Regions from separate parts of the Homo sapiens genome. Here regions 1 and 2 are each linked to region 3. A link is a contact called in ENCODE Hi-C or POLR2A ChIA-PET data. All regions are on one chromosome and are shown on one strand. Each heading gives the region's core, a stretch centred on a gene start or an enhancer-like site at or near the end of the contact. The rest is flanking DNA. Distances are from core to core; before and after follow the strand shown. Region 1 holds the start of NDUFA5 (NADH:ubiquinone oxidoreductase subunit A5). Region 2 holds the start of ING3 (inhibitor of growth family member 3). Region 3 holds the start of AASS (aminoadipate-semialdehyde synthase).

Region 1 (3,603 bases), core at 515-3,014, 1.4 Mb after region 3:
ATCAAGATATATTTTGAAGGTGGAACCTAGAGGGTTTACTGAAATAACAAATGTGGAGTGTAAGAGAAAGGAAGGAATCAAAGATGATTTCAAGTTTCTGACCTGAGTCAAAATAATTGAGCTGCCATTAATTGAGATGAGCAAGACTGAGAGAAGAGCAGGTTTTAGGCAGAAGATCAGGAACCCCATTTTGGACATGTTAAGTTTGGGTTGCCTGTCTGACACATACAAATAGAGATGCCCACTAAGCAATTAAATATTCAGGACTTTTATAAAGGAAGAGGTCAGTGCTTTACATGGAAATCTGTTGTCAGTGTATAGGTGGTATTTAAAACCGTTCTCTATTTGGATTTGCTCTCTCTTGGTGACAGAGTACAGGTCCAAAAGAAAAGGTCCAAGAACTAAATCCTGACTAACTCAAATTTTAAAAGTGGGCATAAGAGAAATAACCAGAAAAAGAGAAAGCCAAAGAGTAGGGGGAAAAAATCAGGAGACTGGGGGAGTCCTGAAGCCCAGTAAAGAAAGCGCATGATGGAAAAAGTGTCAAATGTGTCAAAAAAAAAAAAACGCTGCTATTAGGTCAATGAAGGTGAGAAACATAAGCTGACCATTGGATTTGGCAACATGGAGATAACTGGTGAACTTGAAAAGAGCGTGATGGAAAAAGTGTCAAATGTGTCAAAAAACGCTGCTATTAGGTCAATGAAGGTGAGAAATATGAGCTGACCATTGGATTTGGCAGCATGGAGATAATTGGTGAACTTGAAAAACGCCAAGGGTGACTGAGTGCATTCAAGGGTGAATAAGAAAGAAATTGGAGAAAATAGAGATAACTCTTTTGAGTTATCTGTAAAGTGAAGCAAAGAAATGGTGTGATTATAGAAGGGACAAGAAGAATAAAAAAATTTTGTGGGTTTTTTTGATGAAAACATTCGTGAATACAGATGGAAAAGACCTAACAGAAGGAAAAGGGGGCAGTACCTTTAGTAAGCCTAAATATATGTAATCCAACGCACCTAAGCAGAAACGGTAAGGCAAGGAGAAAAGATGGAAAACGGAGATATAAATTTGAGATGGCGCTGACAGAAGCAAGCACAAGTGAAGCCATGAAAATGTCAAGGAAAAAGTCAACAAGAAAACTGGCTTAATAAAGAGGTCATGGCAAAAATAAATAAAAATGTGACATCGGATCAACGAAGTAGGTGGACAGCGCCCGTGTCTCAAGAGCTCACGCGGCTTGTAATTAAGGGCTTGAAACATCTGTATCCCGTTAACCCTGCAATAAGCAAAGTGACAGGAATTTAGTCTTCCTTGGGAATTCAAGAACGAAGAAAGAACAAAGGTACATACCTCGTGAGGAGTATTGCACACAGCCAATCCCACAAGGCCAGTGGTCTGTTCAAAAACAAAACACGATTCATGCTGTTTACTACGGTTTCCATACATCCAGCACGCTAAGGAAATACAAAACCACGAATCCCCCGGCTAAAACTGGTCTAAAGCCAGCTACTGGTCTCTCAGTCTCGCTTGTTTGGAGCTTTTTTCCTGACTCTCGGAGCGGAACCACTAACCTGCCCTACCCGGTAAGGCATGCAGAACGAGTCCCCGAAAAGCACCGCCGAGCCCGCGACAGTAGGGGTCAACACCCGCGGGAAGTAGGGCTATCGGACTGAGTCTACCCCCACAGTCTAAATTCCAACAGTGACCTCCATTCGTCTCACCTTCTTCAGCACACCCGCCATGACAGCGCCAACGACTCGGTGACGCACAACCCTTTGGGAACAATTCTCAGACCTGCTCAATCGACCACCGAGGTCGCCACTCTGTCACCCTGGAAACAGCTTAGCTCCACCCCTTCAGGATCGCCAAAGGAGCAAAGACTCTGCCCCGCCCATCTTAAAAGAGAAAAATTGACGCATGCGCGATGGGCATACAAGCCTAAAGCTAAGCTAGAAGACGATTGGGGAAAGAAAGGGTTTCCCAGCTGTCTGTTCCTGTTCCTGCCACTGCTGACGGCTTGCCCAAAGATTGAGGGAAACACTCCCAACTACCAAAAAACTCCAGTCGCTGTAGGAACCTGCACTGTGCTTAACCGTTGATGCATTCCTCAACCTTCCTTTCTCAGTTTAGTAAAATGAAAGTGATAACGGAGCTTGAGCATCCTCTGAATTGATCTCTCAACAGCAAGTTAGTTCTTCGCACAAGGATATCAGTATTCTCTGTGTCTTACGAACCAAAGCCCTATGGAGTGTGAGGTCATTTTCCATCGCTCTTTTCGATTTCACTGGCTGAAATACATCATCTTATTTCCAGATGAAATGATATCAGACCATACCACTTTTTCCTACCTCCACAAACACTGACCACTCACTATGTGTCAGTTACTGGGACATAATTTCTAAAATGGGATTTCACATCCTGGAATTCAAAGAATAATGAAGAAGGCGTGTATTAATAAATAATTTGGTAACTGTTCTAAAAGAAGTTGATGCAAAGTGTGATGGTACCAGGGAAAAGGAAATAACTAAAAAGCGTGGGTGACTTTCTAAAAAGTCAGTAGGAGAAAAGAACAAATTGAGAAAACACAAGTACAAAGGAAAAGAGGTTAAAAATGTATATATAAATTCCAGGTGATTTTATGTGATTGGAAAGGTGGGTTTGATTGTTAAGGTAAACTGGTTAAGATTATGAAAGGTGTTGTTTGCCATTATACAAAATTTGAATTTTACTTTTTAAGGAATGGGAACAATGAGAAGACTTTTAAGCTTCTAAGTGACACCATCAAATTTATGTTTCAGATATACAAACAACTTAGGCAACAGTTGAAGAGAATGAGTTGGAAGAGATGAGGCCTTTCATTAGAGGCATGAGACTAGAAAAAATGAAAGCTAAACCAAAAGCAAACAGAAGAAAGGAAATATTAAAGATTAGAAAAGAAGGAGACAGAATATCAATAAAGAAAATCAATGAAACCAGGAATTGGTTCCCTAAAAGGATCAACAAAATTGGCAAACCTTTAGTGAAACTAAGAAAAAAAAGAGAGAAGATTTAATACAAGCAAGAATAAAAGAACCATCACTAATAGCCTTGCTGAAATAAACAGGAATAAGAAGGAATACTATGAACAACTATGCTTAAAAAAGATAAAGTAGATAAAATGGCCAGATTCCTAGAAAAACACAAACTACCTAAATCAACTCAAGAAGGCATAAAGAAAAATCTGACTAGATCTAACATAATTAAAGAAATTGAATTAGCAAGAAAAAAAAAAAAACCTATCCAGAAGGAAAAGCACAGGTCCAGATGGCTTCGCTGGTAAATTCCACTGAACAATTAAAGAATAACACTTAAGAAACTATTCCAAAATATAGAAGAGGAGGAAACAATTAACAACTAATTCTATAAGGCAAGTATTACTCTGATTCCAACCAGACAAAGAAATCAACAAGAAACAAAAACTTCAGCCAGGTGTGGACTCTGATTCCAACCAGACAAAGAAATCAACAAGAAAAGAAAACTTCGGCTGGGCCTGGTGGCTCATGCCTGTAATCCCAGCACTTTGGGAAGCTGAGGCAGGAGGATCACCTGAGGTCAAGGGTTTGA
Region 2 (3,720 bases), core at 332-2,831, 1.2 Mb before region 3:
AAAGAAAGATTAAGATAAATAAGAGAATAAAGAGAGAAAGTCTTAATGGAAAAAATGAGAAATAAGCAATACTGAAAAGACAAACGCTGAGAATTTTCTAGAATTGTTGCAGGGCACCAATCCTGAAATTCAGGAATCCCCTCAAATCCTAAGCATAATTTTAAAATTTTAAGGAAAGAAAAGGGAATAAGGAAGGAATTCAGACTTAGATCACTACAAAACTGCAAAAAGATGTCAAAGAGATGTTAAAAGCAGCCAGAAGAAGGAAGGATGGGAAACGAAGAAAGGAGGAAAAAAAGAAGGGAGAAAAAGATCGAAAGTACTTGATTTTCGATGGAAGTAATGAAAAACTTAACTAGAAACTATAAAATTCTAATTCTTATTAGGATCGAAGTAAGGTTCCGTTGAGATTCATCATGATTCATCATTCACGACAGGAAAGTTTCCTGCTTAAGAGCAGTGAAAACCTTGAGTACAAGAGTATGTAATGGAGAAGGAAAGCAAGAAACACACACACACAGTTTCAACTGCAATTTGAAAAACAGAAAATGAACAATAAATTATGAACTAATGACAATTTCCCCAGAAAATCGAAAAGTTAAGAAGAGTGGAAAATAACAATATCTAGCATTTATTGAGTGCAAGAGTTTTTAATAAAAAACAATTTAAAAAGAAACTGAGTAGGGACGTACTAAATATATCACAGGAAAACATTTGCTGGGAGAGGTCGAAAAGTAGAAACTAAAGAACGCCGAAGACAACCAACCTCGAATATGGACTATTTACTCAACATAAAGTTACTGCTATTAACAGCCTATTAGAAATCAAGGCTGCATCCGTAATTCATGGCTGCTCACTGTGATGATGAAGATTATTATTATTATTATTTGCGGATGCAGATTGTATGTATAGATCAATTACATTAGAATGACGATTAGATGGACCGCAAACTAGAATATATAAGTGGCTACTGACACTATTTGTGCATCTTTTAATCTGGGAAATGTATATTCACTCCATAGTCTCAGTATAAACTATTTTAAAATTACACGTAAGCCAACCAGGTGTCTCTTTTATATTTTAGAGTGAATAATGAGGATAAATTCCAGTAGAGAGTTCTATTTTAAGCAATCCAAATTCCCCGAACTTTGCTGATTATTCTAGTGTTTAGAACCTTTGCTATTTGCCTGGCACTTCTTGAAACCCATAACTCACAAACGCCGGGGCATGGAATCACATCAAAGAACAGGTGAAAAGTTGTTCCTAGTTGTGTTATGCAGGTGCATACAACTCCCGCCATTCTCTGTGCAAAAATCAACAAATAAACAGAGGCACCGCATTTCGGATTCTGTTACGCACTGTTTGCAATGGCGCCCGGTATTCGTAGTTTCTGCGAGGGGAGCCGCCAGCGCGCCAACCCTCGCTGAGGAGGAAGAAAACTACATTTCCCACAGAGGCACGGGGGCGAACACCGGCCGGGCTACGTCATTGCTTGAACCAACCAATAGCAGCTCCGGGCGGCAGTGAGGCAAGCGCCTCAGGCGCCAAAGTGGTTTTTTTTTTTTTCTTTTTTTTTTTTTGCCGGAGTCGAGCGGGTGCTGCTAGCGGAGGCGCCATATTGGAGGGGACAAAACTCCGGCGACAGCGAGTGACACAAATAAACCCCTGGACCCCCTTGTTCCCTCAGCTCTAAGGGCCGCGATGTTGTACCTAGAAGACTATCTGGAAAGTGAGTGCGCGGCGCTGGCGGCGGCCGCCAGTGGGACGTGCGGGCGGGCAAGAGCGCGAGTGGACGGGCAGCGAGATGGCGGGAGGGAGGGGGCGGCGGGGGATGTTTCTTTCTCACGGTAACTGGCAGCCTCGTTGTGGGCTGCCGGCCCCCTCGACCCCCCTGACGCACGCGCGCAGTGACGTAAGCGCGTATTTCGCCGTTGGCCCCGCCCCTCTGACGGACTCTCCCTTTGACAGTGATTGAGCAGCTTCCTATGGATCTGCGGGACCGCTTCACGGAAATGCGCGAGATGGACCTGCAGGTGCAGAGTAAGTCGGCGCGTCTACTACTCCTGTTCGCTGCGCGCGTTCAGTGCCAGACTTGCTTGTCATCACTGCTAGCGCCTAGTGCTCTTTCACTGTCCTCTGGCTCACTCCGCTAGTGCATAAGGAGTTGTCAAAAAGAACTGGCAGCCCTGAATCTCGCCTTCCCCTTCCCTCCCATGCTACTTTTTTCTGGCTTTTGCAAGAGCAGGAGGCATTGGGACACGTGTATTCCTTTCTAGAATGTGGGATTGTGCAAAAAATATTTCTCTACCGTCATTGACATAGTTATCTATGTTTCAATGGACGTCAGCATAATAAATGTTGAGATGTCGTCTTGAGCCTTTTCGTATCGAACTTAGATTTCAGCATTTATACTTATTTTAAAGTTCATCCTATTCACAGTTTTTCAAGAGTGGAAAGCACAGAAGCAGAGGTTATATATAGCTCTTTAGAGACCATGGCAAATGTCAAATTTTGAAAACTTAGTTACACATTAGATACATTTTAAATTGTAACAGAATCGTCATTTTCTTGGTTAAAATGAGTGACAGAAATTAGATTTCACTGTAAAGTTTCTTATGTGCTGTACTAAAAATTTTAGCAGTTAATGAACATTTCTTTTTCTTTCAGTGATAGCTTGGTAGTCTCTAGGACTTTTTCCCCAAATTAACTTTGCTCTTTCATAGAGCAACGACTATAAATAGGTGGCTCAGGGACCACCTGCTGCAGCTAAGAACCTGTCCTTTTCACTGCTCCTGGCTTCTCTGCCCATGACCACACACCCACTTCTATACCCTTTGCTTATGAGTATATTTTTCCGGTAAGTTTCAGGTGGCACATAATAAAAAGTGGTGGCATGGAAGCCACTTTCTGTTCAGTGGATTGTGATATGAAGTATGAATTGTGTGTGTGGTTCTCCAGCTATCTCACAAATTCATTTTAATTTTAGTGTAGTTGAAATGCTGAAGATTTGCTGAAGTAGTGTTCTCTGCAGGACTGAGCACAGACATTGATGTCAGATCTGAGTTTGTTTTAGGGCTTTACTAATTTACTCATTGACTCTGACTGTATTATCACTTGTGAGGGGCTTACATTGTCTATAAAAAGAGAATCATCCAAGGATTTAAAATGTTACACATGGATTAGAATTTCTAGTATCTGATACAAAGTAGGCATTAAATAAAGGGTAACTTACTTTAAATTATTTTTATATTTTATTGTTTAAAATTTTAAATTCTCTTGTAATTTGGGCTTACATTATACATATTACAGGCTTTTTAAACGTGCATTTCTTTACAGTAACTAGAATTTTCTAAAGTTAATAGGTATTATGGATTAACAGAACTGTGTGCCAAATAAATTCAGAAATGCTTATTTAAACAAAGGAACATACTTCTAAAAAATTAACCATAGGACTTCATAGAGTCTTTAAAAGGCTATTGTGGACTGGAAATCTCCAAAAGAAGTATATTATGAAAAGATTTTTCTCAACTTACATAACAACAGAATCTTTTTTATTAATTTTTCCTTTTTTTTTTTAGCAGACATCCAATGAGATGATTAGTCTTGGCATATAATTTGGGGAAAACTTACCTAGAATTAATGTTTAAATGATTGTACCTACTACTTTCAGTTGGGATATGACATGATGAGATGTTTAATGCCATATACCAAATATTTTTA
Region 3 (3,490 bases), core at 145-2,644:
TGTTAAACGACTAGTGAGAAAAAAAATTCAATGACAAATAAACCAAAGTTCTGATCACGCCATCATCAATAACAAGTGAAACTGATAACAAATATGATTATCTGAAGAGTGGGAAAATGATTCAGGTAAATTGGCTTCAATTTTTGTCCACCTAACTCATTTTGCAGAATGGCCACCAGGTTACACAGTCAAGTCATGTAGCCCTAGATTCACTCATCTTCATGGGAAAAAAAGAAGAGGGGAGTGCAGGGGACAAAACAGACAAACCCAGAAACACCAAAGTGCCATCAGTGTTTTGGGATTTTTTTTAATACAGTATTGGAAAGCCGCAGCTTCAGTCAAGGACCATTCCGTCCTGTGTATAACTACATCTCACAGCTGCACCTTCCCCACTGATAACCCACAACATCAAAAAATGTTAATCCTTGTTCAAGTTACTGAACTAATTCATTCTCTCTCGCGCTCGAGCGCTCTTTCTCTCTCTCTCTTCCGCTCCCCCCACCCCCATTCCCCTGAAATCAATGTCTGAAAAGCACATTTCTTCTTCTGAAGCTGTCAGGATAGACAGACATTCAGCCCCATTCAACCGAGGAGGGTGGGTAAACTGCTTCTCCCCGCGCCCCGTCCCGCGCGAGCGCTCACAATGGGCTGCATAGTCCCGCAGGGGCTGAAGAGTTCAGGAAACCCAGACTTGCAAGGCGCCCAACTTCCACCCATCTCCGATCCTTGCTGGAGAATGGGTCTGTGTCTCGGAGAGTGGGCAGCCCAAGATGGACAAGGAGAGAAGTTTGTGATCAGTTTGGCTAAGCTGGGCGTGGGGAGGGAAGGGGGAAAGAACCACCCCGAAATCTCCATCCACCGCCCCCTCAGCCAGCCGTCCCCTCTAAGCACGCCGTCCACAAATTAACAAGCCGTTGTTTCCTCAGCTTCATCAGTTCTTTATTCCCCAGCCACAGCACCACCACTGTCCGCCAAAAAAGAAAGAAAAGAAATCCGAATTGCAATCCCTCGCCTTTCTACTTAGAAATGCTGGAGCTGCGCTGACCGCTCTCCCTCCCTTCCTCGCAGTGAAACTCTCTGCGTTTCCGCTCTCCCTCCATTCCTCGCAGGGAGGCCCGAATGCTCGCCGCCTTCTCCCTCTCTCGGCCCGGCCGGGGTCGCCTCGCGGCGCCGGGACCCGAAGGCCAGGCTCGCGGGCCCCTCCCAGCGACAGCCCGAGCCCGGCCCGCTATCTCCACCGCATCTCACAGGCTGAGCCCACCCGCGCGTCTGCTCAGCTCTCCGCGGGGACCTCTCCTCTCCTCACCTCGTCCGCTCTGGGGCGCCGACTTGTCCCCCGCCGCCTCGAATCTTCCGAGTCGCTGCAGGGGAGGCTCCGAATTCCTAGAAGAAACTGGGATGGAAGGCCGGGAAGTAGGAGGTGTTTGCTCAACTTCTGAGGACGTCACGCCTCTGCCTCCCGTAGCCAATCAGCAGCCGCCCTGAGGGAACAACCTTCTCATCTGCCAATCGGCGGCGCTGCCAGTTGCTACGTCATGCCCGGCCCCTGCTCCTCCCCAAGATCCTTCTGTCTCTGATCTCTGATCTCTGACCTGCGTTCTTAGCTGGGACGTCGAGTTCTCCCAGGATAATTATCGACCAGGTTTGTAACTGTCCGTGGCAGAAGGCGGGCGGGGACGGAAAGCAACGAAAATAGTCTGGGCATTACGCTCTAAATAGAGGTGCACATCTCCTGGGGAAAAGTTGCGAGCGCCGGTACCTCACGTTTGTTTAGCTATAGACACTTTTCAAAGCATTTCACCGCCTTGTCACAACCCTGTGAAGCCAGATAACAGTTCTTACAACAGTTTTAGAAGCCAGCAAGCGGAGAATCTGAGAAATTAAAACTGAGTGTGTTCATGTGCATATGGCAATGTCCAATGTTATTGAAAAGTCCTAACTACCTAGGAGGCCTGGAGGGAGGGGGAAAACGTATTTCATAGACACTAGCCCCAGCACTAGGAACTGAAGAATCGTCTGAAGCCCAGCTGTGATTCCCCAAGGCGTCAACGGTCAGAAGTTAATCTTCCCTCCTGTTTTTACAACTTTCTCCACCACTTACTCTTCTTATACCTGCCATAGATGTATTTAGCTACTGAACTCCTATGTCAACAATCTATAGCCAGAACGTTCTTGAGACTCCACTCATATCTCCAATTGCAGAGAAAATTATTTATTTATTTATTTGTGGTAGACATGGGGTCTCGCTGTGTTGACCAGGACACTGGTCTGGAACTCCTAGCCTCAAGCTATCCTCCCACCTCGTCCTCCCAAAGCACTGGGATTACAGGTGTTAGCCACTGTGCCCAACCCCAAATTAGAATTTTATCTGTAAGTAGAGTTGGAATTTTCTTCTGTATCTTCAGCTTCACATTTCCAAAATCGGATCCCTTATCATTCTTGGAAAGTCTTCCAAAGGCTGTGTAGTGGTTCACACCTGTAATCTCAGCACTTTGGGAGACTGAGGCTGGAGAATCACTTGAGCCCAGGAGTTTAAGACTAACCTGGGCAACGTAGCAAGACCTGTGTCTACTAAAAATAAAAATAATAAAAATAAATAAAATTTTAAAAAGCCAGGTGTAGTGGCACATACCTGTGGTCCCAACTACTTAGGAGGCTAAGGTGGAAGGATCACTTGAGCCGCAGGATGTTGAGGCTGCAGTGAGCCATGATCATGCCACTGCACTGTAGTCTGGGTGACAGAGTAAGACCCTGTCTCAAAAAATAAAATAAAATAAAGCCTTCCCTTTTGTGCTCACCAGCTCTGTTACTAATATCACTGCCTTCCTACTCACCACCTATCCAGACTTAAAAAGCCACGGTCACTTCAGTTCTTCCTCTGGCCCCTCAGCCTTACCCTTGGTGTTGACACTGTCCTTTAAAAACCCCACTACTATCACCCTACTTCAAACCCCTTTTTATATATAACGTAGACCATATTTTTTTAAGCATACAACTCCAATTGTCTCATTGGCCTAAGCAAAAAGCCTCAGAGACTACCCAGTACTTGTGGAACATTAGCCCAACGTTCTTCACATAATGTTAGTTGCTTCAGATGTGGCCAAAATCAATGACCTTGGCTTTATTTCTGCAGCAGAACCAGCCTGAAACCACCACTGAAACACAATTTATGCCTTGCTATCTTCCTAAGGATTAAGCATCTGGGTAAGAATGTAAGAATCCTTACTCTTCTCCTTTGAGTTGTAAATCATGGGCAAGTTACTTAGTTTTCAAAAAAAGCCTGTGCTCCATTATCTGTTAATGGGTTAATAATAGCCACTACTTCGTGGAGTCATGAGAACAAAATGAGATAATGGCCAAAGTGCCCTGTTAATTGTCTCACTGAAGAAACTGGAAATCATTATTTATTTTCCTCCAAATACCTCATGTTGTAGACTTATCTGTAATTCTAATTTACAAAAATATTCACCTTTCTAAAACTAACCAGCCC

Evidence for each region. A loop is a pair of places that touch in the nucleus more often than their neighbours do. ChIA-PET counts read pairs that join two places held with the same protein, here RNA polymerase II (POLR2A). Pooled maps may share reads with other maps.
Region 1: a loop to region 3 is called in a map of heart right ventricle, with 10 times the contacts of the local background. The contact joins the promoter of NDUFA5 here to the promoter of AASS in region 3. A Hi-C loop is called at or near these places in 3 of 168 maps with a recorded cell type or tissue (B cell, heart right ventricle and sigmoid colon) and 14 of 50 pooled maps.
Region 2: a loop to region 3 is called in a map of ascending aorta, with 5 times the contacts of the local background. The contact joins the promoter of ING3 here to the promoter of AASS in region 3. A Hi-C loop is called at or near these places in 1 of 168 maps with a recorded cell type or tissue (ascending aorta) and 12 of 50 pooled maps. POLR2A ChIA-PET finds 5 or more read pairs at or near these places in 2 of 52 experiments (AG04449 and AG04450).

The regions. Positions count from the first base shown.
Region 1 is chr7:123,556,054-123,559,656 of GRCh38, forward strand. NDUFA5 (NADH:ubiquinone oxidoreductase subunit A5) reads right to left here and starts at 1,765. Exons shown (of 5, transcript NM_005000.5): 1 at 1,722-1,765; 2 at 1,351-1,395. The coding sequence starts at 1,742. RefSeq lists enhancers at 895-1,473, 1,038-2,237, 1,474-2,052, 1,793-1,842, 2,103-2,242.
Region 2 is chr7:120,949,196-120,952,915 of GRCh38, forward strand. ING3 (inhibitor of growth family member 3) reads left to right here and starts at 1,582. Exons shown (of 12, transcript NM_019071.3): 1 at 1,582-1,729; 2 at 1,969-2,040. The coding sequence starts at 1,702. RefSeq lists an enhancer at 2,125-2,204.
Region 3 is chr7:122,142,855-122,146,344 of GRCh38, forward strand. AASS (aminoadipate-semialdehyde synthase) reads right to left here and starts at 1,395. Exons shown (of 24, transcript NM_005763.4): 1 at 1,307-1,395. LOC102724527 (a long non-coding RNA gene) reads left to right here and starts at 1,560. Exons shown (of 6, transcript XR_007060500.1): 1 at 1,560-1,642. RefSeq lists enhancers at 219-724, 1,726-1,775 and a silencer at 1,026-1,225.